Regions from separate parts of the Mus musculus genome. Here all the other regions are linked to region 3. Evidence: chromatin loops called from intact Hi-C (ENCODE). Cell type or tissue: left cerebral cortex. All regions are shown on one strand.

What was found. A loop is a pair of places that touch in the nucleus more often than their neighbours do. Peaks named below come from ENCODE experiments on the same cell type or tissue, not always from the same donor. Only the 100,000 strongest peaks of a DNase experiment are listed, where the experiment ranks them.
Region 1: a loop joins it to region 3, with 2.5 times the contacts of the local background. A loop is called at or near these places in 7 of 42 quality-filtered maps.
Region 2: a loop joins it to region 3, with 2.6 times the contacts of the local background. A loop is called at or near these places in 7 of 42 quality-filtered maps.

What each region holds. Positions count from the first base shown.
Region 1 is chr13:96,651,950-96,654,449 of GRCm38, reverse strand. It overlaps Hmgcr (3-hydroxy-3-methylglutaryl-Coenzyme A reductase), which reads left to right. Exons shown (of 20, transcript NM_008255.2): 16 at 1,622-1,792; 17 at 2,214-2,354; 18 at 2,436-2,500. Among named protein-coding and RNA genes, the nearest start is that of Hmgcr, 18 kb to the left of the region's middle. In left cerebral cortex, no CTCF peak of the experiment used is centred here; a DNase peak (open chromatin) is centred at 1,184.
Region 2 is chr13:96,658,929-96,661,428 of GRCm38, reverse strand. It overlaps Hmgcr (3-hydroxy-3-methylglutaryl-Coenzyme A reductase), which reads left to right. Exons shown (of 20, transcript NM_008255.2): 7 at 1,205-1,311; 8 at 1,419-1,535; 9 at 2,052-2,212; 10 at 2,311-2,500. Among named protein-coding and RNA genes, the nearest start is that of Hmgcr, 11 kb to the left of the region's middle. In left cerebral cortex, no CTCF peak of the experiment used is centred here; a DNase peak (open chromatin) is centred at 1,105.
Region 3 is chr13:97,137,037-97,139,536 of GRCm38, reverse strand. Nsa2 (NSA2 ribosome biogenesis homolog) reads left to right here and starts at 1,611. Exons shown (of 6, transcript NM_021552.5): 1 at 1,611-1,782. The coding sequence starts at 1,780. Gfm2 (G elongation factor, mitochondrial 2) reads right to left here and starts at 1,600. Exons shown (of 21, transcript NM_177266.5): 1 at 1,478-1,600. In left cerebral cortex, a CTCF peak has its summit at 940 (motif pointing left); a DNase peak (open chromatin) is centred at 1,611; H3K4me3 peaks cover 1,928 bases; H3K27ac peaks cover 1,196 bases.

The DNA.
Region 1 (2,500 bases), 490 kb after region 3:
AGATTTCTCTGAACTGGAGTTTGATATGGTTGTGAGCTTCCAGTGGGTGTTGATAATTGGACTTTGGCCCTCAGGAAGAGCAGCCAGAGCTCGTGACTGCAGAGTGGTCTGCCTAGCTGCACTGCTGTGGATCTGACACTGTCTGTGTCCTAAATGTCCTCACAAGGGTTGGAGGGATCTGGGGCTAAAACTTCAGAAGGTTGCCCAGTAACGACTCCTTCCTGAGGAGGCGTGGCCCTGAGGGTTCAGCTCAGTGCAGATTGAGTGTTGTAGGGAGGTGTATGGGCCCCAGATCAGTTCTGAGCACACCCAAGGTACCCCAAAAGAAATTGTCTCCAAATTTTGAAATTGACCTTTTCTAGAGACTTTTTGCTTGCTTTGTGAATGTGTGTGTGTGTGTGTGTGCGTGTGTGTGTGTGTGTGTGTGTGAGAGAGAGAGAGAGAGAGAGAGAGAGAGAGAGAGAGAAGGAAAGGGAGAGGGAGACAGGGTCTCACTGTAGCCTTGGTCTAACCTGGAGCACATTGTGTAGAGCAGGCTAACCTGCAACTCATAGTGAGTTTTTTTGTGTCTGACTCTGACTGCTGGTTTACAGGCAGGTGTTACCTTGCTAAGAAACACCAACTTTAAGATATCAAACCTACTCAGTTTGTTTGTATAATCCATTCATTTTGTTTCCTGAGAGGTTTTTATATGGTATACATTTCATTTTGCTGATAACTTTTTACCCAGAGACAAATTCAAAATGTTAAAATCATCTAGTCAGGCTACAGATTTTTTGTTTATAAAGATTATTCAGAAAGAGGAAAATAACTAAATGCCTAAGAATGAAAAATTGTAAGAAATAGTATGGGGGGTTGTGGTTTTTATTTTTCATACTGTTTTTTAATTGGGTATTTTCTTTATTTACATTTCAAATGGTATCCCCTCCCCCATCCCACCCCCAATTCCCCTGCTCACCAACTCACCCACTCCTGCCTCCTGGCCCTGGCATTCCCCTGTACTGGGGCATAGAGCCTTCATAGAACCAAAGGCCGCTCCTCCCATTGATGACCGACTAGGCCATCCTCAGCTACATAGGCAGCTGGAGCCACGAGTCCCACCATGTGTGCTCTCTGGTTGGTGGTTTAGTCTCGGGAGTGGTTTTTTTAACAGCTTGGAAATAGAACTGCTGTGTCATCTGTCTTCCCGCTCTGCTTTTGGAATTGAAAATGGTCTCAAAGTGCTATCTGTATATTCATGCTCGCAGCATTCATTACTCATACTAGCCAGCAGGAAGGAGTAAGCTAAGTGTTGATTGGGTGGATACGTGCACAAGGGAGAGATGCATTAAAGTAGAACATCATTCTAAGGGAACTCGTCAGTTACCAAAGTCTACACGGTTCCACTTATCTGAGCTAACCAGAGTTGTTAAGTGCATGGGCACCAGTCGAGTGGCACAGGGACAGGAAGGGTGATTGATGCTTTGTCAGGTTATGGAACATTAGCATTGGCAGATACAGATACAGAGAGTTCTGGACATTGGCTAGCTAATACCTTCGTGTCCGGAACGGCTGCGTTACAACTGTTAAGGTGGTCAGAACGGGGCTCCATCACGCATTGTGTCTGTTTGCTTCTTTCTAGGGTACGGAGAAAGCACTGCTGAAGCTTCAGGAGTTCTTTCCTGACATGCAGATTCTGGCAGTCAGTGGGAACTATTGCACCGACAAGAAGCCTGCTGCCATAAATTGGATCGAAGGACGAGGAAAGACTGTGGTTTGTGAAGCCGTCATTCCAGCCAAGGTGGTGAGAGAGGTGAGTGTGGATGGATGTTTCAGCCTGCCTTTTACATGGTAGTGTCTTTAGCTGAGTTGAGGCCAGGGTGGAGGCCCACAGCTGTAATCCCGGCTCTGGGAGTCAGGCAGGAGCAGCCCTGGAAGTCTGAAGCCAGGGTGGGTATAGGTCTAGGCCAGCCAGGGCTGAAAGTAAGTTTTAAAAATAATAAAACATTATGAGAATGCTGCAACCTTTTATAAGATTACATTTGTAGAGTAGTTTTCCATTCAGATGGTTGTTTTATTATTGTTCGTGCCTGTGTGCAGGTAGTCAGCCCTCCTGGGACAGTTTACATGGGGCTACCGGTATTCCCCTGCTTTCTAGAGACAGAGCGGTAGATGTGAGTGGCTTTTACTCCGTTCTCCCGGGGACTGTGTAAAACGTACATACTCTGATCTAGGTGTTAAAGACAACTACGGAAGCTATGGTTGACGTAAACATTAACAAGAATCTTGTGGGCTCGGCCATGGCTGGGAGCATAGGCGGCTACAACGCCCACGCAGCAAACATTGTCACTGCTATCTACATCGCATGTGGCCAGGTGAGCTCCGCTGTTCCCACGGTCCTCTGCTCTGCTGTTCTCTGGAGGAGCTATACTGTAGCTTTCCTTTCTTCTTTCCAGGATGCAGCACAGAATGTGGGGAGTTCAAACTGTATTACTTTAATGGAAGCCAGTGGTCCCACAAA
Region 2 (2,500 bases), 480 kb after region 3:
ACTGCCTACCTTTTTACACAGTGTGAGGGATTGATCCTGGAGCTTGTATGTGCTTTGGACACATTCTGCCACATCCTGGGCATAACTGAAAAGGCCAGTTCAGAAAAGGGTTGGGCTAAGTGTAGCTAACTCAGTGCTACTATGTACTTTGCACATATAAAGGTACAGGGTGCAGTTCCCAGCACACATACAAGCCACAGCTGCTCAGACGTCTTTGGACTAGAGCTGTGGCCTGTGTGACATCAAAGTGGCAGAGCAGCTGCTTTTGGAACAGTCAGGAAGAATGATGGCAACAGGGAGTTTAACCAAAAAAAAAAAAAAGTTGGTGATTGATTTGTGAAAAGCATTGGTTAAGTATTGATTATGAAAATCTATTCATTTAGTGTTTAAGTTGAATGTATAGATTTGCTTTATTTATTATATGTATAACTTGCAGTTTCTCAGATGCCCTTGGTTGTGAGAATAAATAATGTAATGTAGTTTTTTACTTTAATTTGAGCCAAAGAGTAGGAGTTGGTGATCTTAATTTTTTTTCTGGTCTGTACAATTTTGGCACCTTCTATTTGAGATTACCGACTGATCCTTGAAATAATTTTGTGGTGAAATGTTTGTTAATTTTCACTCTTGAGTTATTAACATTTTTGCATTGTATCATTTTCAGATTAGGTCAATGAAGTAAAATGCTTAGAACATCAGTAGGCACTGTGGGGTTATAGAGAGCTGCACTTAGTGCTCTGTAAGGACTGTGTACTGAGATGCCGTGTCAGAAAGGCATAACTGCCTACTGATCTGTGCATTATATTATAAATCAACGTGGACACATGGGCTAATTAATTGCTTTTATGATAAGTGAGTCTAGGGGAGTAGTGTAGTTTGGAGGATAAAGTAATTCCTGTAGAGTAGCTGGTCTTATAGCTGCTTGTCTCAGCCAAAGTGATAGCATTTATAGAAGAATTGGAAGCATTTGTCTGCCAGCTGTGTGAAACAGCCCCATTACATACAGCTTTGTGCTGATGCTTGGGTCTGTGTCCTGGCAGGACTGCTGTTCCTCAGGCCATAGATCATCTTTGTGTTGCTAATTTTGTTGTACTAAATGACAAAGGATGTAATGTAGTGAGACTTGGCTGTGCATAATGAAGCGCCTGTAAGTTAAGTGGCATGTTAGAGACCCACACTGAGCAGCTGTGTCTCACTCTCTCCCCAGGCGTCCGCCAGCTGGAGATCATGTGCTGCTTCGGCTGCATGTCAGTGTTGGCCAACTACTTTGTGTTCATGACATTCTTCCCGGCCTGTGTGTCGCTGGTCCTAGAGGTGAGGCGGGGTTTCCTGGTGTCATTAGTTGTAAAGTAGTACTTCCCATGCTGCCCCTCTCCTTAGTCCCCTCATACCTCCTAACGCAGTGCCCACTTCCTTCGTAGCTTTCTCGTGAAAGCCGTGAGGGTCGTCCAATTTGGCAGCTCAGCCATTTTGCCAGAGTTTTAGAAGAAGAAGAAAATAAACCAAACCCCGTAACCCAAAGGGTCAAGATGATTATGGTAATGGCATTTTTTTCTCCAGTATCTGTAGTTTCGGTGTGTCTTATTCTTTGGGTATTTGGGGGCTTTTGCTTGTGTTTTTAGTTCCTATCTTGTTTATCTAATATTTGTTCCTTTCGGTGATGTTCCAGTCTTCTCTTTTTTCTGAGTTAGTTTTTTGTTGCTTTGAAGTTCTGGGGATTTTAGTTTGATGTCTTGAGACAGGATCTTACTGGTTTTGAACTTTCAATCATCCTGCTTCAGCCCCCCTGAGTGCTGGGATACAAGGTGTTTGCCACCATGCCCCATTGGGCTTATGGTCTTTGTTATTCTTGCTCTCCTGAACAGACAGACCCCTGTCTTTGAAAGGCTATTCTTTGGGATGTTTGAACCCTTACAGCACCATTGCTTTTATTTAACAAACTAGGGGCTTTCTTACCATGATAAGTGGGGCTGAGGACTAAAGTGTCTGGCTATGGAGTTGGGAGGGACGAGAAAGAAAGCAGAAGGTATACAATTTAAAATATGTCCCTTCAGTCTTTAGGCTTGGTCCTTGTTCACGCTCATAGTCGCTGGATAGCTGATCCTTCTCCTCAGAACAGCACAGCGGAGCAGGCTAAGGTTTCCTTGGGTCTGGACGAAGATGTGTCCAAGAGAATTGAACCAAGTGTTTCTCTCTGGCAGTTTTATCTCTCCAAGTAAGTGACTGGAACCCACAATACTCTGTGTTCTCATGGGGCTGTGCTGTGACTTTACTATTTCTGAACTGACAACATTTATCTTGGCTTTCATCCAGGATGATCAGCATGGACATTGAGCAAGTGATTACCCTGAGTTTAGCCTTCCTTTTGGCTGTCAAGTATATTTTCTTTGAACAAGCAGAGACAGAATCGACACTGTCATTAAAAAATCCTATCACGTCTCCCGTCGTGACCTCAAAGAAAGCTCAAGACAACTGTTGTAGACGTGAGCCTCTGCTTGTGAGA
Region 3 (2,500 bases):
TGGAGTATTTGAACTAAAGCAGTGAACAACAACAACGACTGTGCTCACACAGACTCTAGCCAACTCAAGGGCTACTAGGGGGAGGGGCTGAAATATACAACATCCTACTGTCATCGATGTTGCAGAAAGGAAGGGAAATGGAGCAGTTATGGTGTCAAGGGAGGCTTCACTAAAACTGTGAAATTAAAACTAAAAAAAAAACTAAAGTAGGTAAGGGAGTCAATGTGGGAAGAGGGAGCATACTCTAGCTTGAGAAATTGCGTAATTTACTGCACCTGAAAATACACGAATGCTAATCAGCGCTAGCTCTGATTTAAACAAACAAACAAACAAAAACATTATACTATGGGGACTTAAATGATAGTTTGAAGCCCAGCGGTTGTGGTGCACATCTTTAATTTCAGCACTCTGGAGGCAGAGGCAGGCGGACCTTTGTTGAGTTTGAGGCCAGTCTTGTTTGCGAAGCAAGTTCCAGGACAGCCAGCTCTACACAGGGAAACACTATCTCGAAAACATCAAAAAAGGAAGGGATGTTTAAAAAAAAAAAAAAAAGCAACAGCTTGACTCCAAGTGCTAGGGCTTCTTGAGATGTACTTTTCAATTTTGGTAGTTCCAAATTGGAGCTAGTGAACTTCTGTGACTACAGTACAAGGATAAAACTGGGGACTGACGAGATGGCTCAGAGGTTAAGTTTGGCTGCCCTTCTAGAGGACCAGGTTCAATTCCCAGCAACCACTAGCCCCCCCAACCATCTTTTATGATTCAACACCCTGTTCTGGCCTCGGAGGGCACCAGGTACGCACTACACATTTAAAAAAAAAAATAATAAGGGCTGGTGAGATGGCTCAGTGGGTAAGAGCACCCGACTGCTCTTCCGAAGGTCAGGAGTTCAAATCCCAGCAACCACATGGTGGCTCACAACCATCCGATCACGATATCTGACTCCCTCTTCTGGAGTGTCTGAAGACAGCTACAGTGTACTTACATATAATAAATAAATAAATCTTAAAAAAAAAATAATAATAATAAGGTGGAAAAACCACACAGATTTCTAAAAGGTAAAAACTGCCCTTAATTACACAGGATTTCTCAAGAGCTTAGGGGGAAAGTCCTGGGCGTCCACAAAAACCAAGTACCTTTTGCTTTCCTGGCCTGGCCAGTAGTTTTATTTTCCATATAACATATCTCAACCAATTGTGCATCCGCTAGCAACAGGAGAGACAGAAACAGACTAACAAATCAGTCGCCCTCCATAATGGATGAAGCAACACGTCCGTGACCCGGCAGACGGGGCCCGGAGGCCGGGGAGTGCTCGTCTGGAACCCGCTGTCAGTAGCAGCTACGAGGTCAGCAGTGGCAGACCAGCAAGACCGCGGCACGCACAGGGCGCCTGGCTGGTTCTGCTAGTGTCCGCCGGGGAGTAAGAGAGGAACCGGCAACACGGTACCACATCCCACCACCTCAGACACCCTCATACCCGCAGAAGGAACCCGCGGATCTCCCAGCTTACAAAAGCTCCATAAGCACCTTCCGCCCTCTAAGCAGTTCCGGTGGCGTCTCAGCTAAAATTCTCCTGCTGTCAATTTCCGCCCATCTGCCTAGGAACGGAAAGACGTCACGGAACTGCTGTGCGGCGCTTGCGCTCCACTCGGCCTTCTTAAAGGACTACCCTTTCCCGTCCTGGGCTGAACGAGGCAGGCTCGTGGACCAGTGACATCCAGAAATTAAGAGTTTTTTGAGACCCGGGAGGTCGCGGACCGGTGCTCCGCGGCTGTCATCATGGTAAGGAGGCCTCCTCGGACGCGGGCGACGAAGGGCCTGGGGTTAGCGTGGTTGGGCTGTCGGGGAGAGAGGACCGTGGTAGGCGGAACTGAGATGCCTTGGCGTGAGATGCAGCTTCTGGACCCGGAACACAAATCTTGGGATGAGACAAGAGTTCACTATAAAAGTCCTGATCTTGCTACCGTGGCGTCAGTGCCAACCTAATGGAATGCAGTTGAGACTTGTGATAATAACTTTATAGTCGCATCACACCGTTTTAATGCTCAGTATACTATATTCTTTGCAAAAAGCCAAACAGCGAATGAGTTGCGGAACAAAACATTCTCTTTATATATGAATTACCAGACCTGCCATTCTCATTATACTGGATGTTTCTCTTCAAAGTGGAATGCCATAAACCTTCTTTGTAGTTGCTGCAAAGTTTATGTGATAGCAGTTGAAAACAACACCCATAAGGGTTTTGTTACCTAGTTTTAATCTCTGAGCTGGGTTTTGTGCCTGTTTGTTTATTAGGTTGGTTGGTTTTGAGGGTTCAAATCTAACTAGATGCTGACTACAGTTTCATTGTTAACAATGAAACAATTTAAAACACAAATGGGATCCCATATAGTACTGACAACATGCAAAATAATACACCAACTTTGGAAGATAACACAGCAGTAGACAGTTTCCAAGCAAAGGTCTGAATTCATCTATATTTATTACAACTTTATTCCTA